2 separate regions of the Homo sapiens genome follow, and region 2 is linked to region 1. Evidence: read pairs that join two places in POLR2A ChIA-PET (ENCODE). Cell type or tissue: MCF 10A. All regions are shown on one strand.

Region 1 (8,000 bases):
CTGACCTCATGATCCACCTGCCTTGGCCTCCCAAAGTGCTGGGATTACAGGCGTGAGCCACCACACCTGGCCTATTATTGTTCAGTTCAAAGAATTTTTTAATTTCTATCTTGATTTTATTGTTGACTCAAAGATTATTCAGGAGCAAATTAATTAATTTCTATGTATTTGTATATTCTTGAGGGTTCCTTTTAGAATTAATTTCCAATTTTATTCCACTGTGGTCTGAGAGAGTACTTGATATAATTTAGATTTTCTTAAATTTCTTGAGACTTGTTTTGTGGTATATCATATGGTCTATCTTGAGTATTCCAAGTGCTGATGAAAAGAATGTGTATTCTGCAGTTGTTGGGTAGAATGTTCTGTAAATATTTGCTAAGTCCATTTGTTCTAGGGTGTAGTTTAAGTCCATTGTTTGTTTTTGACTTCCTGTCTTGATGACCTGTCTAGTGCTGTCAGTGGAGTAATGAAGTCCCCCACTATGATTGTATTGCTATCTAATTTCTTACGCCTAGTAATAATTGTTTTATAAATTTGGGAGCTCCAGGTGCATATATATTTAGGGTTGCGATTTTTTCCTGTTGGACTGATCATTTTATCATTATGTAATGTCCCTCTTTATCTTTTTTAACTGTTGTTGCTTTAAAGTCCTTTGTCTGATAGAATAACAATTCCTGCTCACTTTTGGTGTCCATTTGCATGGAATATCTTTTTCTACTCCTTTACCTTGAGTTTATGTCAGCCCTTATGCATTAGGTGAGTCTCTTTAAGACAGCAGATACTTGGTTGGTGGATTTTTATCCATTCTGCCATTCTGTATTTTTTAAGTGGAGCATTAGGGCATTTACATTCAGCATTCGAATTGAGATGTGAGATATTGTTTTATTCATCGTGCTAGTTGTTGTCTGAATACCTTTTTTTAAAATTGTGTTTTGTTTTTATAGGCCCTGTGAGATTTATGCTTTAAGGAGGTTCTATTTTGGTGTATTTTGAGGTTTTGTTTTAAGAGGTAGAACTCCTTTTAGCATTTTTTGTAGTGCTGGCTTGGTGGTGGTGAATTCTCTCAGCATTTGTTTGTCTGAGAAAGACTTTATCTCTCCTTCATTTATGAAGCTTAGTTTTGCTGGATACAAAATTCTTGGCTCGGAATTATTTTGTTTGAGGAGGCTAAAGATAGGATCCCAGTCCCTTCTGGCTAATAAGGGTTTCTGCTGAGAAATCTGCTGTTAATCTGATAGGTTTTCCTTTATAGGTTACCTGATGCTTTTGCCTCACAGCTGTTAAGATTCTTTCCTTTGTCTTGACTCTAGATAACCTGATGACTGTGGGCCTCAGTGATTATTATTATTATTTTTTTGCAATGAATTTCCCAGGTGTTCTTTGGGCTTCTTGTATTTGGATGTCTAGATCTCTTGCAAGGCTAGGCAAGTTTTTCTCGATTATTGCCTCAAATAAGTTTTCCAAATGTTTAGATTTTTGTTCTTTCTCAGGAACACCAGTTATTCTTAGGTGTGGCTATTTAACATAATCCCAAATTTCTTGGAGTCTTTGTTCATTTTTTAAAATTCTTTTTTGTCTTTGCCTGATTAGGTTAATTCAAAGGCCTTGTCTTAGAGCTCTGAAGTTCCTCTACTTCTTCAATTCTATTTTTGAAACTATCTATTTCAGAGAAACACCATCAGGTGGAGGCAGGCAGGGTTAGGCGGGTCTGAGCTCAGACTCTCCTTGGGCAGGGCTTGCCACGGCCACTGTGGAGGATGGGGGTAGTTATCAGGCCAATAGGGTTATGTTCCAGAGGGGATTATGGCTGCCTCTGTCACTAGGGATGTGGGGGAAAGCTGGTAGCAATAGGCTTCACCCAGTTCCCACACAGTTGGCAAGGCCAGTCTTGCTAATAGCACTGAGTTTATCTCCAGGCAGCAGGACTCAGACCTAGCCCCAGGCTATAAATTTCCCCACTGAGAAAGCAACCATGGCTTTCAGGCCCCACCCTTCCCCATCTGCCCATACTGTCCACTGTGACTCTGCTGTCCTTCCTCCAGCATTTCCTGTTTGCCCCCAGATTCTGCTCAAGAGAGTTTATGTCCAGTCAAAATCATTACAAAGTTCAGCTGGAAGCTTCTTTCACCCTGCAACCTTTCCCAGATTCCACCTGCTGCCTTCCCCAAGTGCCCCTGTGAGACATTGTCAGGCATGGCTTCCCTGGGCTTGAGCTGGAGAATGGGAGTGCCTAAAAGGCTCTTCTCACTGCTGCTTGTAATTTTATATTTCATGCTAAATCCATTTCAGCTCTAGGTAAGGTTAAATCCTTTTCCTGTAATCTGGATTTTTGGATTCCCCAGTGGAGACATGTGTTTGGAGGCAGGTTTCTCCCCTCACACTTTGGGAACTCAGTTTTTAGCTTGTCTTGTGGAATTTGCAGTGGCCTGCAAGGAGAGTGGCCACGTTTTTCAAAGGATCTGTGAATTCTTTTGATTTTCCTAGTACACTTTCACAATGGTTCCTGGAACAAAAGTCCACACTGTGAGTCTCCACACACTGTTCCATCATCTAAGTGGGAGCTGCATGTCAGTCCTATCTCCTGTCTGCCATCTTGAACCCAGTCCTGTGCTGTACACTCTTGCAGAGAAAGGGACATTAGCACTTCCTGTATTGTCTACTGAGTCAAATACTCTTTAGTAACCAGCAGGCTAGGGGGACAATAGCGAGTCACTCACACACCTCAAAAAGAGTGGCTCTCTTATCTAAAGATGAAAAAAAAAATTACTGGGCCTTGAAAAGTGTATTATGTTTTAACAACAAATTAGAAAATAAGGTTAAGCTTAGTCACTGCTGTTCATTATTTCCTGTGATCCAGAGCTGGGCAAAGATGAGCCAGGGGCATGTCATCTGATGTGCTGTTCAGTGCTGCAGGAGTCCCTTCACAATGTGAGTTTTAAATGAAAGTTTTCAGAAGGCTTTATGTGTTTAGAAAACCTAGTTGCAAACTCCATTGATAATTGCATGACTTTTATAGTAAACAACATTTAAATCTTTTAGTGTAGGATTAAAGGTTGTCTGATCTTGAGATGGGTAAAGAATTTCTTGATTTTTTTTTCTCTTTGTAAACATTTTTTAAAAATTGTTTTATTGAGGTGAAATTCCCTAAAATATTAACCATTTTAAAGTGAACAATTCCATGGCTGTTAGTGTATTCACAGTGTTGTGAAACTGCCACTTCTATCTAGTTCCAAAGCATTTTCATCACCCCAAGAAAATACTCCATACCTGTGTAGCAGTCAGCCCTCCCTTCCCTCCTCCCCCCAGCCCTGGGCAACAACCAATCATGGTTCTGTGGATTTGCCTCTTCTGAATATTTCATGTAAATGGAATCATAGAATTTATGACTTTTTATGTCTCCTTTCACTTACAATGTTTTTGAAGTTTATCCATTTTGTAGCATGTACTAGTATTTCATTCCTTTTTGTATGTGGATAAGATTCCATTGTGTGGATATACCACATTTATCCATTCATCTGTTGGTGGACATTTGGGCTGCTTCCACCTTTGGCTATTGTGAATAGTGCTGCTGTGAACATTTGTGAGCTTATATTTGTTTAGGTACCAGTGTTCATTTATTTGGGGTTAGAAATTTCTGGGTCATATGGTAATTTTATGTTTAACTTTTTGAGGAACTGCCCAACTGTTTTTCGTAGCAAGCTGTGCCATTTTACATTCTCACCAACGGTATAAGAAGGTTCCAATTCCTCCACATTCTTGCCAGCTTTTAAAAATTTTCTCCTTTTTTAATGACAGCCATCCTAGTGGTTGTGAAACGGTACCTGGTTTTGATTTGCACATCCCTCATGAGTAATGATGTTGGGCATTTTTTTCGTGTGCTTGTTGCATAATTGCTTGACTTTTATATGTAATTAATCTCAATTTTAAGACCTGACACACAGTTTTGCCACTACTCTCTGCTTGATACCATTGAGTCTAATCTCATTATGCTCTTTAATCAGAAGGTGGCAGCCATCACAGGAAACCCAGAATTCCCAGATCATTGCACCCTCCTGACTTGCAACCCCACGTGCCTCTGTATTGTTGTTTTTGCCCCATCCTTCAACTCCTGAGACCCTTTCATTGTGCTCCTTGGAATTCATATTGCATCAGCGATATAATCCCCTACATCCTCAACCTGTTCTCTAAATGATTTCTTCACCTTGTTCTCTAACTGGAACCTGGTTCTCTCCCATAGCCCTCTTACATGGTGGCAGCATTCTCTCTCCCGCTCCTCCAAGGCCTGGAAATGGAGTAAGTGGCCTCTTTTTCTTCTCTGTCATTCCAGATTACTCTTACCTCTCCTTCCCTACAGGCATCTACCTTTGAGTCTCCTGTCATCGTCACACTGTGTTCCCCACCGTCCCTCCTTCATCCCTTGACAGTTTGAGTTTGTGAGTCACCATCACTCCCTCCAGCAGTGCCCTATCATAATTTTGGTGATTTCAGCATCCACATAGATGATGCTTTCAATTCCCTGACCTCTGCCGTCTCACTCACTCCCTCCCACGCTCAGACCTGTGACTTTAACATTACTAAAAATTTCAACTCCTTCATGATCTGTTTCAAGGCATCCACTTCCTTAACCATCCCTTCTTTTCCTAGGTTTCTCCAGGTGGCACCTTGATCCTGGACTCCAACAGCTTTTTACCCCTCTAGAGTCCTATCCTCTTTCCCCTGGAAACCCTTCTCTGCATGTTTCTGTTTTCCTCCTGAATCAGCTTGGGTTCCATGGTTCTCAGTGGAAGCAGTCCTTTGCATGTTCCCTCAGATCTGTTGCCCATTCTCACTTGGCTGTACTCACGGGGCAAACTCTTTTTTAAATCCCTGAACCTCTAGCACTTCCTTCCACAGCTCCATTCTTTTTTTGGAGAGAGAGAGTCTCACTCTGTCACCCAGGCTGGAGTGCAGTGGCATGATCTTGGCTCACTGCAACCTCTGCCTCTTGAGTTCAAACGATTCTCCTGCCTCAGCCACCCCCACTGAGTAGCTGGGATTACAGGCACATGCCACCATTCCCGGCTAATTTTTGTACTTTTTGTAGAAACAGGGTTTCACCATGTTGGCCAGGCTGGTCTCGAACTCCTGACCTCAGGTGATCCACCCACCTCAGCCTCCCAAAGTGCTGGGATTACAGGCATGAGCCACCACACTCAGCTCTCAATCTCCATTCTTAAGTAATGACCTGGCTTCTTGTGTCACTGAGAACAAAAGCAATCAAAAGAGGACTTCTGGCCAGGAGCAGTGGCTCATGCCTGTAATCCCAGCACTTTGGGAGGCTGAGGCGGTCCCATCATGAGGTCAGGAGTGCGAGACCAGCCTGGACAACATGGTGAAACACTGTCTCTACTAAAAATACAAAAATTAGCCAGGTGTGGTGGTGGGTGCCTGTAATCCCAGCTACTCGAGAAGCTGAGGCAGGAGAATCGCTTGAACCTGGGAGGCAGAGGTAGCAGTGAGCCAAGATCTCACCATTGCACTCCAGCCTGGGCTACAGAGCAAGACTGTCTCAAAAACAAAAAACAAAAACAAAAACAAAAACAGAAAACAAAAGAGGACTTCCAACAATCTCTTCCCTCCACTTGCCCATCTGCCTCTGTTGCTAGACACTGTACCTTCACCTGTGTCAGCCAGCCTCGACACTCCGCTCGCCTGCTCCAGGGCGTTGTTGTGGCAATTCTCCCATCTTACTCCTCTAAAGTCAATTTATTGGATCCTTTCTATTAGCATACAAAGCTATAACTTCTTCCATCTGAAAAACCCCTCACCTGACCTCACACTCTCCCTCTAACAATAGGTCATTTCTCTGCTCCCTTTTAAAAGGAATCTCCTGAAAAGCATCATCTGTTTTCAGTCTGTCTTTCTTTTTTTTTTTTTTTTTGAGATGGAGTTTTGCTCTTGTTGCCCAGGCTGGAGTGAAGTGGTGCAATCTCGGCTCACTGCAACCTCCGCCTCCCAGGTTCAAGCGATTCTCCTGCCTCAACCTCCTGAGTAGCTGGGATTACAGGCGCGTGCCACCACGCCCGGCTAATCTTTGTATTTTTAGTAGAGACGGGGTTTCACCATGTTGGTCAGGCTGGTCTCGAACTCCTGACCTCGTGATCCACCCACCTCGGCCTCCCAAAGTGTTGGGATTACAGGCGTGAGCCACCACGCCTGGCCTTTATGTATATTTGTAATGTATGAAAGATTACCTGCTAATTACATGAGAGAAAACAAAGCTTTCAAGAGAGATGCCAGGCAGTGTGCACTGCACTCGAGTCTCTGACTGAGTGTCACTACTGTGGGACAACTTGATGTGCCTACTGCATGATGAAGCATGACATTCTCAGCCACACTCATGAGTATTCCTATTCCAAATCGAATCAGACCTTTAGACCTACCTTCTGGTTTGCAGAAAATACAGGGGATGGAGAAGCAAGTAAACCACCACCATAAAGGACAATCAGATCCATAATATGGGACCTTTTGTACAACCACAACCCTCATTTCTTCAAATGTCAGTGTGGCAGGGACAACGATAGGCACAAACATGTAACACTTGCTGTGTGTTAGCAACATTTCTAAGTGATTCACATTTATTAACAAATTCATTCCTCATAAGCCTATGTGATGAGAACTATTGTGAGCCCCATTTTACAGTTTTTGCATGTTTGGGCATTTTCTTGGTGATTTTGCTGTTTTAAATGTCCCCCAGGCGTAGTGCTGACGAGTGCAGGAAGGTTGTGATGTGCCTTACAGAGAAAATATTTATGTCAGATATGCTCGTGTGAGTTATAGTGCAGCTGGCTGTGAGTTCTATGTTAATGAATCAAAATGTAGTACATCCAAAAAAGGAAGAGGAAATTTGCCAATCTGTATGTGAGGCCACTCTGGAAAGTGCTAAAGTAACATCTATAGTGCATATGAAACTTTGGGAAAAATAGAAAACAGCTACATTTGTGGATTCAAGAGATGACTTTTTATTTATTTATTTGTCAGTTTGTTTGTTTAAAGCATAGTGGACAGCATTATGGGACTGAAAGCCAAAAAAAAAAAAAAAAGTTTGGTCACGTTACCCAGGATCAGGAAATGTGAAACCCTTCTTGGCTAGTGCTGGCTTGCACGTTTTGAAAGGCGATATGACATGAAAAGTGTTACATTTACAGAAGAGGAAGGTTCCGAGAATCAAGAATCTGAGAAAGAATTTTAAAAATACAGTCTATCCTCATTACAGATTCTGTATTTGCAAATTCTCCTACTTCCTAACATGTATTTATAACTTCATTGATACTTGCAGTGCTTTTGTGGTCATTTCCAGACACACAGAATGGTGAAAACTGTGTTTCTGGATGCACATGTTCCCAGAGAGGGCAAACAAGGCAGGGCTTTGCCTTCTTGTTTCAGCTTCATGCGGAGATGACCAGAGGATAGAGACGGCAGGGGCAGTGCAGTGCAGTGGAAGAAGCTCAGCTCTGGGGCCCCTTGGAGGGGGTTCAAATCCCAGTGCTGGCACCTGTTACTGATGTGGCCTCAGGCAAACGGCTTACCACTTTTGGGCCTCATTTTCTCTTTGGTAAAATGGAAAATAAAATCCACCAAGATGAGTTGTTTTTGCATTTAAGATTATAGTCTTTGTGAGAAACACCCACACATACATTTCCCCAATGGTTGAGTATTTGCTCATTCACCATTTGTGGTGACTTTTTGAAGCAGAACTGTGAATAATGAGGATTGACTGTACCTGCTAAATGTTAAAAAGGAAAGGGGTTATGTGGAACGGCTGGTTTTCAATACTAATAAAACTGGCTTATTTTATAAGGACCTTGGCAGTTGAACCTGTATAAAGCTAATGGCATTTTGGTTGATAAAAATGTTGTGACCAGAGGTTCGGGGTAACCTAACCCTGTATTTCCCTAGGAGCAAACGTTTAGTATTGTCTAATTCAGTGTTTGTGGAGACTTTAATAGAACATAACTACT
Region 2 (8,000 bases), 64 kb before region 1:
TGACTCCCTGAGCACGGGGTATATGTCTTGGAGATACCCAATCGTGAACTTATTATTAGATATGCTCTATTTGCAGTGTCTAGATTGGTCCTTTGTCTGGAAATGCGTCTCTGTATTCCTCAATGTAGCTCTTGATAGACTTGAGGAGGAAAGGAACTTTGCTGTTATGCCAACTGGAACTTTAACCTATAGAGAGAATAAATTGGGGCAGCAAAGGAAGGAGGGCCAACAATGATCAGAGATGTCAGATTAAAGCAAGCATACCATTTTGCCACTGTCTAGCACTCTGAAACAATGGGTATTTATTGTTTTAGATGGGTTCTCCCAGAAGGCAGAGCCTCAGGGATGAAGGCTTGGGTGCAGGAATGTCATCCCGGAAGAGTAGAATAAGGAGAGCAAGAGGAACAAAATATGGAAAGAGAGGAGGAACCCCAGGAGGTGTGCTTTTGTGCTGATTACAGCTGTGGGCAATTTAAGCCAAATCCCACTGGCTACCCTTGTAGGAACCACACAGAATGTGCTTCAGAATTCTCTACCCCAGACACAGGTAATGGGATTATCATCTCCTGGCACCCATCTCCCATTGATCAAGGGCTGCCCCAAGGTGGGAGGTAGGTGGGGTTAACTCTCTCTTGCATGCCTAGATTTGCACTTGTATGTGGCTGAACAGTTGCTGTGGACTTTCCAAACAGGCTTCTGTAGAAGAGTCCCAGGTCAGAAGGTAGGAGGTAAATAGCACAGCCAAGGCCTCATGCTGTCTGTGTACCAATAGTTGGCTCAGCAGCCAGGAGTTAAAATGTGGATTGAGAGGTGTAAGGCAGGACACACAATGTGTCCAGCACGTGTAATTTCCACATTTTTTCATCTCTCTGTTTGTCGCTGCTTATAGCCACCTCCTGTATCTAAACCTAAATCAAAGTTTTAGGAATATCCCCAAATGATAGCGTTCTATTATGGAACGTATTCTCAGCCTGGCTCTGGGTGAAGGTCATGTTTTTGTCCCCAACTCCATAACTTCTCTTTTGCTCTTCCCGTATCAGTTTTGATGGAATTAGGCCAGTTGATCCGTTAGACTTAAAGTCACTAAGTCTGTTAAAGCTGTAGGAATCCAATTAGATTTTAACACAAGATGAAACTCTTAAAAAATGAATAATTTGGACTCTTCAGCAGGTAGTAGAGTCTCTGGGGACAGGAAGAAATGAGAAAAAAACTCTCATGTACTACCATGCAAGGAGTGATAAGAGTTTAATTTTCTTCTTCATGTGCTCTAACGTCTGTTATGACAGTGACATGCTGGGTCAGAAGCCATAGTAGGAGCTTTTGTGTTTTATGTAAAGCCCAACAACTTTTCTTTTGCATTTCCTGTAAGGATCACCCTGTCTTCCTCCCTGTATTAACACAGAGCCAACTTGCTCAGGTATTGACACCTGTTAGCCAATGCCACTTCTGTAATAAGCCCAGAAGCTCTTTGCTGAGCCAGTATTTGCACTGGTGAATTGATGGAAACTGCATTCTTAGAGCTCACACATTAGGGATACTCCAGGGTTCTATGATCATAGGGCTGAGATACTTCAAGAGAAGTCCTAAGTCTTAGCTAAGGTGATATGGAGACATCATTCCTTAATCAAAACAGCGAAATCATCCACCATTATGTATACAGACCTTAAGTGTGTGTGTCATTTTAACTTTGAATCTTTACCCACCAGTCTTTAGCTCTAAAGTTCCAAGGCCCATTCATCAAGCGTAGGCTTGCTGCTCGAGTTTCTGCATCATCTCCCTGATGTAAAGCATATCTATTATGTATTACCTGTAATTTCCTGTTTTGATTTGTTTAAAGAAGAGGGCAGCCTGATTACAGAACGCTTCTAGGTTTTTAGAGATAGTTTTTACTCTTTTTTAGTTGTCATGCCTGTACCTAATTCAATGGCTGTTTTTAGCAGCTCACTTTTATTGATATTTTTCAAATTATACAGCTTAGTTTCATAAAGACAATTATTTTCATACTTTTATTGGTTTCTTTGTTATTTAAATTGTGTAATTAAAATAATAAGTACAGCAGCACAAATACAGTAGGGACTAAATACCGTTGGCTGTTAGTAAATACCCAGCTCAGCTGGTGGGGGCAGAGTGTGCAGGCATAACTAGAGAAAGGCTTTGAGTCAGCACTAGAATGCATCAGTCAGTAGGTTTTGGAAGAAATGTGGTGGGACATCCAATTAGTTGGTTAAATTGAGGATATTGAAAGCATCTACTACAGCTTTTCTAACTCTGCTACCTGAAATCCTGAGATGGGGCAACACAAATATCTTCTCATTTAAAATAGCCTAAGCCTCGCCTGGGTTGTTTCTAATGGCTCCATCCACACACTTTCTGCAGATTTCAGTGACTGGAATGACAGCAGCCTAGTGCCTAAACCACAAATACTGCTAAAGATCCCCTGTCTTGAATTCATTGGTAAAAATGGAGAGATCTGAGAGTGAGTCAGGCGCTTTCCTTTGTGCTTCAGAAATTAGTAGAAAAATAAGTAAATAAAAATAAGTAAATGAATCTTGTTGGCTCTGTTTACTCAAGTCCTGTGTCTGGATTCAGGATTCTTAAAAGTCCAAGACAGGATCTAAACATATTTGTGTTTTAAAAATAAGCCTAGGCCAGGTGCGGTGGCTCATGCCTATAATCCCAACACTTTGGGAGGCCGAGGCGGTGGATCACCCGAGGTCGGGAGTTTGAGACCAGCCTGACCAACATGGAGAAACCCCGTCTCTACTAAAAATACAAAATTAGCTGGGCGTGGTGGCACATGCCTGTAATCCCAGCTACAGGGGAGGCTGAGGCAAGAAAATCGCTTGAACCTAGGAGGCGGAGGTTGTGGTGAGCCGAGATCACGCCATTGCACTCCAGCCTGGGCTACAAGAGCGAAACTCCGTCTCAAAAACAACAAAACAACAACAACAACAACAACAAGAAGCCTAACTTAGTGTTAGCATAAGCCTGTGAGCCTACAGTTTATTTCTGCTTTGGCAAAAGTGCCTTACTGGGAATTAGGGAGGGGTTAAATCTAGGTATATAAGACACCTGTGTATGTGTTCCATACTTATAAAAAGCACAGGAGAAAAGAAGAAGCCAAATATCAAGAGCTTCTAAGGTCCTGGCCAAATACAGTGTTTTTAGGAAAATTGCCTCATGGACGCACGACTTATAAGGTTTCTGTAGCCTCCTGTGGCTATCACTGTAGGTGGGTTAGTAAGGTGCTATCTAGCCAGACTTCCTGTGTTATTAGCAAATCTTGCATTTTTATCTTAACTTCATCAGCAATACCAAGCTTGGAATAGTAATTAGTGGGATTTATTCCACAGCTCCTGTAGGAGTCTGCACGCCGCTTGGGCATGTTGATGATGTCGTGATTTAATTTTTTTAGCATGAAACATTTGGAAACACAAGTAGGCGTGCCCTTTTGAGCTTGGCATTTTTGTGCCTGAGCATTTGGGAAGGAGATAATGATCTCTTAGTAGACAGGAGTGCTCTGTCAGAGATTAGTTATTGATTTTAAGAAAAATCAAATTTGCTTCTTGAAATGTTCTCAGAATGACATTGGACTTCCCATCCCATGGCTGGTTTGACCCACTGGTAGGAGACAGATGTTTAAATATAAAATAGGAGCCCTTGTCCCCATGTTCCAGAGTGATCATTTATAGAATTCCTCAGCACGCACTCGCCTTTTGTTCTATGATTCATTACTGGCATAAAGTATCTTCTGGGTCGATTACAATGAGACGTGAGAAGAAATAGAGCATAGAATAAATCATGAAAAGCCCATCTTCAGGGCAGTAGTAATATAATTTTATGATGAAAATTATCCAGTTGAAATGATCCATTCCATGTAGACCTAAGTAAATTGTATGCAAATAACAATTTAATACCTGACTATGACCCTGAGGAGAAAGCTTATTGAAACCCATTCTTCTAATTTGCTTGTCATTCTCTGTGTCTGCATGAGCCTTAGGTGGTACCAGGCATCTGGCTTGCCTGGCTGTTGTCTGTAATTTCTAATTCAGGAACTAGTCTCTCCCATCCCTAACCTGTTGACCTCAACTCCATATTGCTCTATGCTTTGCTCACTTCCACCTCTGCCACACTGTCCATCTTGCTCAAACACACCAAGTGAACTCTCACCCCAGGGCCTTTGTGCTCTGTTGAGATTCTATGTAGAATGCTCTTACCCAGATAGCCTGGCTCACTCCTTTACTTCGTTGACATCTTTAATCAAATGTTACCTTCTCATGAAGCGTTCTCTGGCCACCTACCTAAAATTGGAAAGCCTCCTCAAGTTTTTTTTCTTTTTTTCTATCCCTGCTTCATATTTCACCTATTTGTCTTTTTAGGGGGTGGTGGGTGGGGAGGAACTCTTTCTCTCACCAGGATGCCATTTCTGTGAGGACAGGAATATTTGTTTTGCTTATTGTTGTACTTTGTTCCTGAGAGCAGTGCCTGGCACATAGTAAATGTTTATTAAATACTTGCTGAATCTCTGAATAATGTGAGTCAGTTGATGTTGTGCCAGGTTGCTTTTTGGACATTTCATGTTTGTGTATGATAAGTGTGGTGGTATGTATGTCTTTTCCAGACTCTTCTGCCTGTTTGGAAAAGGAGAAGAGATAATAATGAATCAGTGTTGATATTTTTAAAATTAGGTTTTCAGGGAAGAGGCAGTGGTTTAACCGGTGATAAAAATTGAGGTTGGGGGGATTTATTGCTCTTTATTTACTGCATTCATAGCTTTTGCAAGGTGAGGCCATGTATCAAATTCAACAGAATACACCATGGCTGGTTAGATACCATCTCTGGCCTGAGAAAGGCCATCCTTGAGGGGAAGCAGTAAGCTGTGGAGACAGATGATTCCTGAGTAATGCACATTAAATGCTATGCGGGGTGTAGTCTACATTTTGTTTTTGACATCTGTATACATACTGCCCATCAAACATTACTCCTGTTATTAGGAATAGTTAATTAAAAACCATATAAACAATTTAAAGTATTAGCTCCATGTGGTTTAGCTCTAATGAGCTTATTGTTTAAGTATCTGAGAATTAGTATGCTATATTGGCCTTTGATATTAAAAAGTAATTTTTTTCGAAGATGCTAACTCAGCTCCCAGTTATGGTGTTCCATAGAGAGTTGTGGTGACTTTTTTGGACCTCAGTTGAAGAGAGCTGAGTGACTTACCTCAAGTGAGGCTGTGAATCCTCATGTCCTCATCACCTTCCAAGGCCCTACCACCTAATAGCATCACTTTGGGGTTAGGATTTCAATATATGAGGTTTTTTTTTTTTTTTTTTTTTTTTTTTTTGACAGAGTCTTGCTCTGTCGCCCAGGCTGGAGTGCCGTCTCGTGATCTCGGCTCACTGCAGGCTCCGCCTCCCGGGTTCACGCCATTCTCCTGTTTCAGTCTCCCAAGTAGCTGGGACTACAGGCTGCCGCCACCACGCCCGGCTAATTTTTTTGTATTCTTAGTAAAGACGGGGTTTCACCGTGTTAGCCAGGATGGTCTCGATCTCCTGACCTCATGATCCGCCCACCTCAGCCTCCCAAAGTGCTGGGATTACAGGCTTGAGCCACAGTGCCCGGCCACAATATATGAGCTTTTTTAGCGGGGAGGGGACACAAATATTTAGACCGTAATATGCACATATATGTATGTGTTTGTATGTGTGCGTATTTCCATTGTGGTTTTGTTAATATTTGTATCTGGTTGGATGAGTTCTTCCCTTTTGCTCACATTTTCAAAATTAACTTGATCTTTCATGAAGCTTTATTCTTCTATTTACGTATTAGAATAAATTTGTTGAGTTGCTCAAAAAATCCTGCCGGAATTTTTATTACAATAATTATAAAGCTAATTAGAGAGAACTGACATCTTTACAACATTAAGTTGTCTCATCCATTTACCTGATATGTGTATTTCCATTTTCTCAATTCTGCATTGATTTCTTTTCATGGATTAAATTTTTTTTTTTCCTCTATAAAGGTCTCATATACTCCCTATTGGGTTAATACTTGTACATCATAGTTTTTATTACTATTGTGAATGATATCTTATTTTCTATTTTCTGATTGGTTATCGTTGATATGAAGGAATGCTATTGGTTTTTCTAAATTCATCATATATCTGGCAACATTGTGAGACCCATTGATTTTTTTTTTTTTTTGAAATAAAACAGTCACATCTACAGTGATTGTTTTCTAGTCCTATTTTGTTGGCTAGTGCTTCCAGGAAACAGTGGTAGTGGAATTCTTGTTTCTAATATTAAAAGGAATGAAGCTAATTTGTTAAAACTTAAATATGACTTAAATATGATGGTTACTGTAATTTTTTGCTTTGTAACCTAATTAAGAAAATTTCTTTTTATTCCTTGTTTTCAGATTTTTTCTCTATTAAAATGGCAATTCAGCATTTAAAGGTCTCTGTGTTATGTTACTTACTATATATATATATATATATATATATATATATATATATATATATATATATATATAATTTGGGGATCTGTAATTCTAGGAATATAGCACACAGTTGCCCTACTTTCAGAGGTGTGTTGTGTGTTTATGATGATAGGTGGTTAAATTGAAGTTTTGGGTAAGAAGAAAGATAAAAATGTGTAACAGTTATCAGCTTTCCTCCTTTCTATCAACTATTTTAAAGTGTGCCCTGTGTTAATACTATTTTGGATGATGAGGTCTTTATTTAATTGTGAAGGCCCAGCTGAAGGGGCTGAATCTCTAATCAGGTGTTTTCTGAGTTGAGTCTTGAATGAGATTTATAATTTGGGCCTGAGTTTTGAATGATTCATTTACCTTTTGGGAGCTGTAGACTTTAGATCTATAAAAGGAAAGGACTAGCCTAGACTTATGTCTTGAGATTCCATCTAGCTCTAAAATTGCATAGTTCCAAAGCATGAGAAATGCAGTGAATTGAGCTTTGTCAGCAGAAAGACAATTTTTCATGTTTTCAAAATAAAGCATCCAAAAGGAGTCTTGGTACTTGGAATTGCAAGGCCCCAAGCAAATGGTGTGGATGGAGGATGCAAAGTGGAGAAGGTGGAAGGTTTTGAAGTCACACTTGACACTTCTGGGTGGATCTGTGGAAAGTGGAGAAAAAAGGGTGGTGTGCGATAAGGGGGTCAGATGCCCAAGGACAGTGCTTTCAGTTGACTTGGGACCTTCAGGTTTGCCCTGGAGACTGGCTAGGGATTCCAGAGCAGTTGAATTAACTGTTAAGGAAGAGTCAGCAGGATTTATTGGCAGGGGGGTAGAGGAGGGGGGTTAGATGATTGGTGGATGGGAGGAGTTGAAAATGATGGGGGAAAAAAGCGCAGAAAATGTCAAGTTTTGTTTCCCACTATTTGCAGGAAATGAAATATATGCATTTGCTTGTGACAATTTTTCAGAAATCTGGCATTTGCGTGCATACTCATAGATTCAGGACAGTGTGTTTAGAAGCAGGCTAGAGACTTCGTCTCTGGAAGAACCACGATTTTTCATTTGCACACACATTTGCATGCATTTATATTGCCATTTGAGAGGGTATTGGTATAAAGTTAGTGAAAAATGTTTAAGATATATTAAAGATTTGAAGATGGCAATGGAAGAAATTTTCTATGCCTGGTTACTTAATGTTGAAACTCGTATTTCTGGATGAAAACAGGAATTTGGAAAAGTAGAGAGAGCTGGAACAAATTTGAAAAGCTAATCATGGAAATGAACTTGGAAAATTTCCCAGTTTTAAGAATCTTACTTCTACTTTAGGTCTGTTTAAGCTTGAAAGAATAGACAACTAAAAAACAAAAAGCAATGCAAATGAGGAGGTCAATATGAAGCAATTAAGCAAAATACTGGAATAGATTCATTTAAAAAGCAGTTCACATTTTATTCGGAGGTTGACTATCAGGAAAGTGAAATTCCAGCTAATTTTAAGGCCCTCAATATACTGTTTTAAAAATTGTTAC

What was found. ChIA-PET counts read pairs that join two places held together with the same protein. Peaks named below come from ENCODE experiments on the same cell type or tissue, not always from the same donor. Only the 100,000 strongest peaks of a DNase experiment are listed, where the experiment ranks them.
Region 2: POLR2A ChIA-PET joins it to region 1 with 5 read pairs; 3 of 35 experiments call an interaction of 5 or more read pairs at or near these places.

Annotation. Positions count from the first base shown.
Region 1 is chr3:31,772,083-31,780,082 of GRCh38, reverse strand. The region is part of intron 4 of OSBPL10 (oxysterol binding protein like 10); the gene reads left to right. Among named protein-coding and RNA genes, the nearest start is that of OSBPL10-AS1, 72 kb to the right of the region's middle. In MCF 10A, no CTCF peak of the experiment used is centred here; a DNase peak (open chromatin) is centred at 3,852.
Region 2 is chr3:31,835,853-31,843,852 of GRCh38, reverse strand. The region is part of intron 3 of OSBPL10 (oxysterol binding protein like 10); the gene reads left to right. Among named protein-coding and RNA genes, the nearest start is that of OSBPL10-AS1, 140 kb to the right of the region's middle. In MCF 10A, no CTCF peak of the experiment used is centred here; no DNase peak of the experiment used is centred here.